2 separate regions of the Homo sapiens genome follow, and region 1 is linked to region 2. Evidence: chromatin contacts called from ENCODE Hi-C or POLR2A ChIA-PET data. All regions are on one chromosome and are shown on one strand. Each heading gives the region's core, a stretch centred on a gene start or an enhancer-like site at or near the end of the contact. The rest is flanking DNA. Distances are from core to core; before and after follow the strand shown.

What was found. Hi-C counts contacts between places; a loop is a spot of excess contacts on that map. ChIA-PET counts read pairs that join two places held with the same protein, here RNA polymerase II (POLR2A).
Region 1: a loop to region 2 is called in a map of sciatic nerve, with 7 times the contacts of the local background. The contact joins two enhancer-like sites. A Hi-C loop is called at or near these places in 1 of 168 maps with a recorded cell type or tissue (sciatic nerve). POLR2A ChIA-PET finds 5 or more read pairs at or near these places in 1 of 52 experiments (A673).

The regions. Positions count from the first base shown.
Region 1 is chr10:17,853,057-17,857,704 of GRCh38, forward strand. It overlaps MRC1 (mannose receptor C-type 1), which reads left to right. Exons shown (of 30, transcript NM_002438.4): 8 at 1-68; 9 at 3,186-3,296. Among named protein-coding and RNA genes, the nearest start is that of MIR511, 10 kb to the left of the region's middle. Within about 2 kb of position 1,440, at least 2 of the 41 ENCODE cell types and tissues checked have a DNase peak (open chromatin) inside an H3K27ac peak, as active enhancers do.
Region 2 is chr10:16,783,951-16,789,061 of GRCh38, forward strand. The region is part of intron 2 of RSU1 (Ras suppressor protein 1); the gene reads right to left. Among named protein-coding and RNA genes, the nearest start is that of RSU1, 31 kb to the right of the region's middle. RefSeq lists enhancers at 3,486-3,986, 3,806-3,955 and a silencer at 3,626-3,695. Within about 2 kb of position 3,646, at least 3 of the 41 ENCODE cell types and tissues checked have a DNase peak (open chromatin) inside an H3K27ac peak, as active enhancers do.

The DNA.
Region 1 (4,648 bases), core at 190-2,689, 1.1 Mb after region 2:
AATGGCTTCGTGGAGAACCAAGCCATGAAAACAACAGACAGGAGGATTGTGTGGTGATGAAAGGCAAGGTAAGGCCACTTGAATGACTGATATTTATAATGAAAGTCACGGGGGATTTTTCCTTCTGTCCCAGTCAGTTACATATGTTTGTTTAGATTGTTTTTATTCTACATAAATTGGCATGGATCAAAGGTGAACCAAAATTCAGATTTGATTTCTTGAATCCCTCTCAACTGTCTAGCAAAGTCAAATTTTCAAGAGGATCACTGAAGCAATGGACAGAAACTTTTGGGTCAAGGATGAAATTCGCCTGTAATGAATACTCATATTGTTTCTATGGCACTATATATGTACATGGCCATATATATAGTGCCATATTATAATGGTGTATATATATATCCACCAAAGCTCTCATCTGACCAATTAAGCCATATATATGATTATGCATGTATATATAAAAAGTTATTATAAGCCATATATATGATTACAAGAGATGTAAAAAGAGATATATATGTATGTGTGTGTGTGTGTGTGTGTGTGTGTGTATATATATATATATGTAAAAAGAGATTGTAGCCCCGTATATATGTGAGAGATATATATACACCAAGTAGATGCAGATCTACTTACAGCTACGGTGGATTAGGTCTGGAAGCTGTACTTGGGGAGCTACATTCATTTTTTTCAGTTTACATGGAGCTGTCATATGAAATGATTGCTTTTATGATTGAAATATGACCTCAGTGATTGAAAAATGTTATCAAATTTATCTTTTATTAATAGATGGTAAACACAGTGATTAAGAGGCTGAGTTTTGCTGTGTGACTGACTCCTTTATTTGCAAAATGGGAATAAGAGCTGTACTTAGCTCACCTGTGGATATGAGGTTTTTTTTTTTGTTGTTGTTGTTGTTTGTTTGTTTGTTTTTTAAGACAGAGTCTTGCTCTGTCACCCAGGCTGCAGTGCAGTGGTGCAATCTCAGCTCATTGCAGTCTTGACCTCCTGGGTTCAGGCCTCCCAAATAGCTGTGACTAAAGGTGCGTGCCACCACGCCTGGCTAATTTTTTGTATTTTTGGTACAGATGGAGTTTTGCCATGTTGCCCAAGCTAGTCTTGAACTCCTAAGCTCAAGCGATCTGCCTGCCTCAGCCTCCCAAAGTGTTGAGGTTACAGGCGTGAGCCACTGTGCCAGGCCCAGGATATGAGTATTAAATAATGCATGTGTGGTACACAGTTCCCAGCCCATATTTATTGTTCAATAATTTTTGTCATTGTGGTTGTTTATTTTTGTCACTGTGGCTGTTATTTTTGTCATTGTGGTTGTTTTTATTGTGATGGATTGAAAGTTTAAGAACATATTAGGTGTTAACTATCCAAAGAGTAGACAGAAGAAACCAGAAAGCAGCATGCTTGGAGGAGGTGAAAGGTCAGTGTGGTTGAAATCATGAAGTCAGAGCCGGAAGGGTGGGTAGGAACTGAGGTTCAAGAAACATGAGTTGTCTCGGAGGGGTAAAACCAAAGTGGCAATTTATAAATGTTACTCTGGCTAAAGGCTTACGTGTCAGATTGCACTGGGCTGAGACCAACTAGGATATGAGGAGTTAAAGACAGACAATACAGAAAACATTTTATTTATTTATTTATTTATTGAGACAGAGTTTTGCTCTTGCTGCCCAGGCTGGAGTGCAATGGCACAATCTTGGCTCAATGCAACCTCTGCCTCGAGAGTTCAAGCGATTCTCCTGCCTCAGCCTCCCGAGTAGCTGAGATTACAAGCGTGCACCACCACATCCAGCTAACTTTTTTGTATTATTAGTAGAGACAGGGTTTCACCATGTTGGCCCGGCTAGTCTTGAACTCCTGACCTCAGGTGATCCACCCGCCTTGGCCTCCCAAAGTGCTGGGATTATAGGCGTGAGCCGCCGCGCTTGGCCCAGAAAACATTTTTTTCAAGATGTTTAGCAGCGAAGGGAAGGAAAGGAGAGGTCCTTTTAACATGAAATCTCAAAGGAAAAGAGAGGGGATAGAATCTGAAATAAAGTGGAAGGTTGAGCCTCAGATCCAGGGGAGCACTCATCAGTAGAAATAGGAAGAAGGCAGAAAAGATGACTGTGGTTTCATGATGCTTTCAAGTTGGTGTGTTGGGTGCAGGAGATTTTTCTGGATGGCGTATATGAACTTGATTAATTTGAAGACAGAGCTGACTGCAGGGATTGATGAAGACGCTGCATGCGGCCGGGCCCAGTGGCTCACGCCTGTGATCCCAGCACTTTGGGAGGCCGAGGCAGGCGGATCATGAGGTCGGGAGATCGAGACCATCCTGGCTAACACGGTGAAACCCCGTCTCTACTAAAAATATAAAAAATTAGCAGGGCGTGGTGGCAGGCGCCTGTAGTCCCAGCTACTCAGGAGGCTGAGGCAGGAAAATGGTGTGAACCTGGGAGGTGGAGCTTGCAGTGAGCCAAGATCAGAGCCACTGCACTCCAGCCTGGGCAACAGAGCGAGACTCCGTCTCAAAAAAAAAAAAAAAAAAAAAAAAAAGAGGCTGCATGCAAACCTCTTGCGAGCACCGTCATCCAAGGACTTACAGACATTTTTAATTTCTCCCTGGATTCCTCTAAACAATGGCTTGGACATCTCAGATATAAAATCATATTGCGGCTCCAATCACTTTTTACATGTTTGTAGCTAGAGTCAAAATTACTGTTTACATATGAACATGTCAATTACCTTTCCTTTCAGTAGATGCCGTTTTCTCTCAATAACCTTGGATCTTAATTTTCCTCCTCTGAGGCACAGTTACAAGAAAATAACATCAAAGTCCAAAATTGGCCGGGCGCAGTGGCTCATGCCTGTAATCCCAGCACTTTGGGAGGCCAAGGTGGGTGGATCGCCTGAGGTCAGGAGTTCAAGACCAGCCTGGCCAACATGGTGAAACCCCATCTCTACTAAAAATACAAAAAATTAGCAGAGCTTGGTGGTGGGTTCCTGTAATCCTAGCTACTAGGGGGGCTGAGGCAGGAGAATCACTTGAACCTGGGAGGCAGAGGTTGCCATGAGCCAAGATCGCGCCACTGCACTCCAGCCTGGGGGACAGAGTGAGACACTGTCTCAAAAAAAAAAAAAAAAAAAAGGTCCCCAAACTGATAATCCTTTATTTTTTTCTCTCTCTCTGCTCCCTGCAGGATGGGTACTGGGCAGATCGGGGCTGTGAGTGGCCTCTTGGCTACATCTGCAAGATGAAATCACGAAGCCAAGGTCCAGAAATAGTGGAAGTCGAAAAAGGCTGCAGGAAAGTGAGTGCACCATGCCCACAGTGACTTAAGCTGAGCACGTATGAGTTGATACCGTTGGCTTTATTTTTATGTGTGAAAGTGCCTTGTTATTGCAGTAGCCAAGGGTTTCTGCTGTCTCAGTCTTCAATAGTTTATTGTTAGTGTTGATCTCACTGTTCTCCTTAAAGTTTTCTTGGGGAATTCTCTATAGTTAATACAGAGGTACACAAGGCCGGTAGCTCCTTTCAGAATGTCATGGGAATTGGAAGAGAGAGAACAGGAACTAAAAATGGCACATCAGAGGGAATCTGGCTAAGTTGAGGGCAGGCCACGGGAGAAGGTGTCATCCACCTTCTATAGTAGAAGGTGACAGTCTACTATAGTCTGTCATCCTATGGGTTGTTAAGAACATTTGCAGTAGATACCCCCAAGTTGCTGATAGCAAATGATCCTTAGTCATTTTTTTCCCATTTATAATCTTTCTGATGAGGCATCTCCTGGAGAGGATTCTTCTCAGTAGGTCACCGCAGTCGGGAGGTAGGAAATCCAGCCTCCAACTGGTACCCACGGTAACTCAGTGGTCCCTGTGAAATAGTTTTTTAAAGCACACAGAAGCTATGAAAACACAGGGTTTATGGTTATCATTTTCCTGTTTGATTGCTACATCTTCTTTTCTACTTTCTCATTTTCTTTGAATAAAAATGAAGTAGAAACTATTTTTTTCCCTAAGAGTATTATGTTGTGGTCACATAATCTTATAACACGTACCAGAAAGCTGATAATTTGGTACTATAAAAATAAACCATAAAGAAATAGAGCAGATAATGGAAAATCATAGCATGGAAGAGTCACAAAGGACCTGGGTGATTTCACAGTTCCTCTTCTAAGTTTTGAATTCTGGAAACTTCAGTTCAGAGAAGCAACGTAGCTTTCTGATAGAAACAGAGGCAAGGGTAGAACCCAGGTCTCCTGTCCCTAAACAACTATCCTTTGTTTCAGTTCCAGCATACGTTCATATTCTTTGCCTGATCATATGTTTACACAAGCTTGTATATTACTGTCATTTTCTAAAATAACAAACCTTACATTTTTATTGCTTTTAATCAATCTGTTTTATTTTTTTCTATTTTCCTACACATCTAAAATCTTGATAATAATCCTGTTTAATCATTAGGATGATAATAAAAATAAAATAATAGCAGTCCCTTATGAAGTACAATTATTGCATTCTAATAGATTTACAGGGTGAATATTATAGTCCTGATTAAAAAGAAGAGGAAACTGAAACACAAAGAGTTTAAACAACTTGACCACTTTAAAAACACCTGTTTGAGGCAGTGCTTTCCTTACCGGGCTGGGAAGACTAGGAAAGA
Region 2 (5,111 bases), core at 2,396-4,895:
AATTCACGCTGCAGGTAGCTGTCAGGTCTTTGTCGTCTCCTCTAAGCTGAGAATTTCTCTTTCCTTGACTTTCGTGACCTTGGCAATTGTGAAGATTGCAGGGGCAATTGTTTTGTATTATGTCCCTCTATGTACAATTTTTTTTTTTTTTAACATGACCTTGCTCTGTTGCCCAGGCTGGGGTGCAGTAGTGCAATTACAGCTCATTGCAGCCTCAGCATCCCAGGCTCAAGCAATCCCCCCACCTCAGACTCCCAAGCAACTGAGACCACAGGCTCACAGCACCATTCTTGCTTGATTTAAATGTTTTTTTGTTTTATTTTGTTTTGTTTTTAGAAATGGGTTCTCATTCTGTTGCCCAGGCTGGAGATTTGTCATTTGTTGATTCTTGATTCATTCATCGGTATTAGTCCATTCTGGCATTGCTATAAAGAAACACCTGAGACTGAGTAATTTATAAGAAAAGAAGTTTATATGGCTTATGGTTCTGCAGGCTGTACAGGAAGCACAGAAGCATCTGATTCTGGGGAGACCTCAGGGAACTTATGGTGGAAGGCAAAGCTGGAGCAGGCATCTTCACATGGGGTATTAGCCTGTTCTCACGCTGCTAGTAAAGACATACCCGAAACTGAGACTGCATAATTTATAAAGGAAAGAGGTTTAATGGACTCACAGTTCCATATGGCTGGGAAGCCTCACAATCATGGCAGAAGGCAAAGAGGAAGCAAAGGCACATCTTACATGGCAGCAAGTAAGAGAGCGTATGCAGGGGAACTCCCCTTCATAAAACCATTCGATCTCGTGAGACTTATTCACTATAACAAGAACAGCATGGGAAAGCCCCACCCCCATGATACAGTTACCTACCAGGTCCGTCCCACGACATGTAGGAATTATGGGAGCTATAATTCAAGATGAGATTTGGATGGGGACACAGCCAAACCATATCACATGGCCAGGGCAGGAGGAAGTGGGGCTTTGGGAGGAGGTACCACACACTCTTAAACAACTAGATCTCATGAGAACTCTATCACTATACAGTACAAAGGTGGTGTGATGGTTAATACTGAGTGTCAACTTGATTGGATTGAAAGATGCTAAGTATTGATCCTAGGTGTTCCTGTGAGGGTGTTGCCAAAGGAGATTAACATTTGAGTCAGTGGGCTGGGAAAGGCAGACCCACCCTTAATTTTGGGTGGGCACCATCTAATCAGCTGCCAGCATGGCCAGGATATAAAGCAGGTAGAAAAAGGCTAAACTGGCTTAGTCTCCCAGCCTACATCTTTCTCCTGTGCTGGATGCTCGCTGCCCTCGAATGTTGGACTCCAAGTTCTTCACCTTTGGAACTTGGACTGGCTTTCATTGCTCCTCAGCTTGCAGATGGCCTATTGCAGGACCTTGTGGTAGTGTGAGTTAATACTACTTAATAAACTCATTCACTCTCTCTCTATCTTTCTATATATATATACATATATACATATATATATATACACATATATACATATATACATATATATATACACATATATACATATATACATATATATATACACATATATACATATATATATATATAATATTAGTTCTTTCCCTCTAGAGAACCCTAATACAGGAGGGATGGTGCTAACCCATTTATGAGAACTTTGCCCCCGTGATCCAGTCACCTCCCACCAGGCCCCACCTCCAACACTGGGGATTACAATTCCACATGACGTTTGGTGGGGACACGGATCCAAACCATATCAGCATCTTTGGCAGGGATATCGCAGAAACACTGTGCTCTTGTCATGGCACCCTACCTAGGACACACGACTTCCATTTATCCCATTGATAAGGATCTTCACTTTGATCGCGTAAGTCTGCCTGGCCTCTCCATTGTCAATGTCTTGTTTTCCCCTCTTGTAATTAGTAAATTTGGGAAAAGGAGGACGGGTACTTTGACACAATGTCAATATCCTGTTCCTCACCAAACTCTAAACTTATTGTGTCTTTTGGTCCCCGATCAAGGCAACTTCCCCACCCCCCACAATTGGGATATCTGACAATGTCTGGAGACATTTTGGATTGTAACAACTGTGGCCACTAGAAAATCTAAAATTTCGTTGGTGACTGGCATTCTCTGTCTGCTGGATGGCACTAGTGTAAAGCACTGGTGTAGTGGGTGGAAGCCAGGGATGCTGACACACATCCTACATCACGCAAGGCAGCCGAACCCATGACAAAGAATCGTCCACTCCAAAAGGTCAAGAGCATTGGTGCTGGGAGATCATGGTTTATTTAGTTATACTTGCATGGCTTTGCAGCTTGCTATTTTAGCTGACGGGTTATAATCTATCATTATTATTTACAGTGATGGTTAAATTGCCCCTGATTTGGCCAGTATGAGTCCATCCAAGCTGGCTTATTAGTCCTTTCGACACACGCCCTCATTCTTGCAGCACTTTCTTGCCTTCTGACACAAGATATTCAGGTTCATCTTGTATTTTTTCTGCCACAGTCCTGGAATCAGCCATTTATCCCATGATCTCTGGTTCCTTTTTGTGGGAAATAATATTTATAAGCCAAAATTCAGGCACTAGATGTGCTCATTACTTTGGGGTGGGGGGGAGTCAGGTACCCTCGGCCCCTCTCAGTGGTCAGAGCTAGGGAATAACACACTCCTAACACCTGTACTGATTTCACTGTCTACTTCTATTTTTAAACACCCTACGTTCACCCCAATCTACCCAATTCCAATACATCTCAGGGCTCATTCTAGTTTTCTCCCTTCCCGTATTTGTAATTCTCTCCTCTAACGACGAGAACTCCGCTTCGTTGGCCTTTAAACCGTTTACTTATTTAATAAATGCCCCTATATAGAGCTACATAAAATGGTTATCTTACAGTGAAACCGGGACAGCTCTGTGCTCATCTGCAAGGACACCTGGAAGTTTGGTACTGATTCTTAATCAAGATAAGGAGGAGTGGGCCAGCTTAAAGTTAAAAACGCCCCTGGTGGTCCCCAGAGCCAGCTTGCTTGAACATTCAGGGAGGTGCGGATCGGATCGATGCCTTACACCTGGACACAGGGCCTGGGTTGGCTTGGTGACTGGCCAAGCACAGAAGACAGTGCTTGATGTTTCTGCCCAGGCTCTCCTGACACCAAGATTCCTTGGACACGTGTTGATGGTTCATAATCTGGAGACAAAATGTGCCCTTTGGAGCCACAACAGTGAGTCTCTTGGGTCACTGATGCTGGCTTGTGCTTTCTTCCTACAGCTGAACCACCTCCTGTGCTTTTATTAAGTCTTCACGTGAGCAGGTGCTGTGGAATCTTGCGAGCCCTTTCAATTATCCAACACGTGTTCCACTATGTAGAGCAACCAATCTCCCCATCACCCCTTCCTCCTCACTCTGCCCTGATACTAAACTCCATGCCAGGCCACCTCCACCAGGACGCCCTCCTCACTCTGCCTGGGCCCCGACTTGCCCAACCCGCACGGCTGCTCCCTTCACCAAGGCGCCAATGCTCCCCCGCAGGCCACCCCTGAACGCCTCTGTTTTCCTGTCCCACTGATATGGTTAGGCTGCGTCCTCGCCCAAATCTCACCTTGAATTTTAATAATCCCCACATGTCAAGGGCGGGGCCAGATGGAGATAACTGAATCATGGGGAGTGGTTTCCCCATACTGTTCGTGTGACAGTAAATAAGTCTCACAGGATGTGATGGTTATATAAATGGGAGTTCCCCTGCACACGCTCTCTTACCTGCCCCCATGTAAGATGTCCCTTTGCTCTTCCTTCATCTCCTGCCATCACTGTGAGGCCTCTCCAGCCATGTGGAAATGTGAGTCCATTAAACCTCTCTCTTTATAAATTACACAGTCTTGGTATGTCTTTATTAGCAGTGTGAAAACAAACTAATACACCCAGTTAATGGCTTTAGGACTGAATTGTTACAGAATGGCACAGAAAGAGGCTAAGGGGAAGAAGAAAAGCATTTTTGTGGCTTTTAAACAGAATCCTGATAGTGGTTTCCCACATCATGGTTAAGATTTTATACGCTGCAGAAATCTCACACATTTTTATTTCTTTGAGTTCAGATTTTTCTGTCCACCAGACAAAGCATTGCTCTATCCCTGAGATGTATAGTCTGACATGAAAAAAATCTCCCCAGAAATCCCTGATAACAAACAAGATTATTAAATAGATTCATAGATGTATCAGTTAAGACTATGCTCAGCTTCATGTAAGAGCAAACCACACTCAACAGGAGTTACACAAAACAGGAGTTTCTCTCATAGGCAGTCCAGAGGCCCCTGGTTTCCCGTTACCAAGCCATCCCCTATGCATGGCTCCCACCTTGCTAGGGACTACACATTTGAACGTTTTCCCCAAAAAATTCATATACGGAAGCCCGAATCCCCAGTGTATGGTATTGGGAGGCGGGGCCTTTGGGAGGTGATTAGGTCATGAGGGTGGAGCCCTCATGAATGAGGTTAAGTGCCTTCATAAGAGGAGACATGTGAGACACGATCTCTTTCTCCACTGGGTGAGGATACAAGAAGGTGGCCTTCCACAAATCAGTAAGACAGCCCTCACCGGACACAATGCATCCGTCAGTACCTTGATCTTGCATTTTCCAGGCTTCAAAACCACGAATAAAAAACTTCTGTTGTTTAAGTAACCCAGTCTATAGTATTTTTGTTATAACGGCCAGAGCTGACTAAAACACACCTCAAGATCCAAGACGACAGCCTGAGCTCAGCCATCACATCTACATTCCTCTCAGGAAAAAGGAAAGGATAAAGAAGGCTTCCTCCTTCAGGACACTTCCAAGAAGTTGTACAAGGTATTTCCACTTACAAGCAATTAATCAAAATTCAGTAACACAGTGATGCCTAGCTACAAGGCTGGCTTCTGGGTGACCACGTGCCAGCTAAAAATTAGGGGTTTTATTACCAAGAAAGATGGGTGAGCTGCAACTGGCAGACAATTAGCAGTGTCTCACACCTGCAGACCATCCATCTGAGAGTCACTGAAGTCAAAAGAAAACTGAAGGTACTCCCATCTTCCCTTAATTTCTCCGAAAATAGCACAAGCAACTAATTAGCAAGGAAAAAAAAATGTTG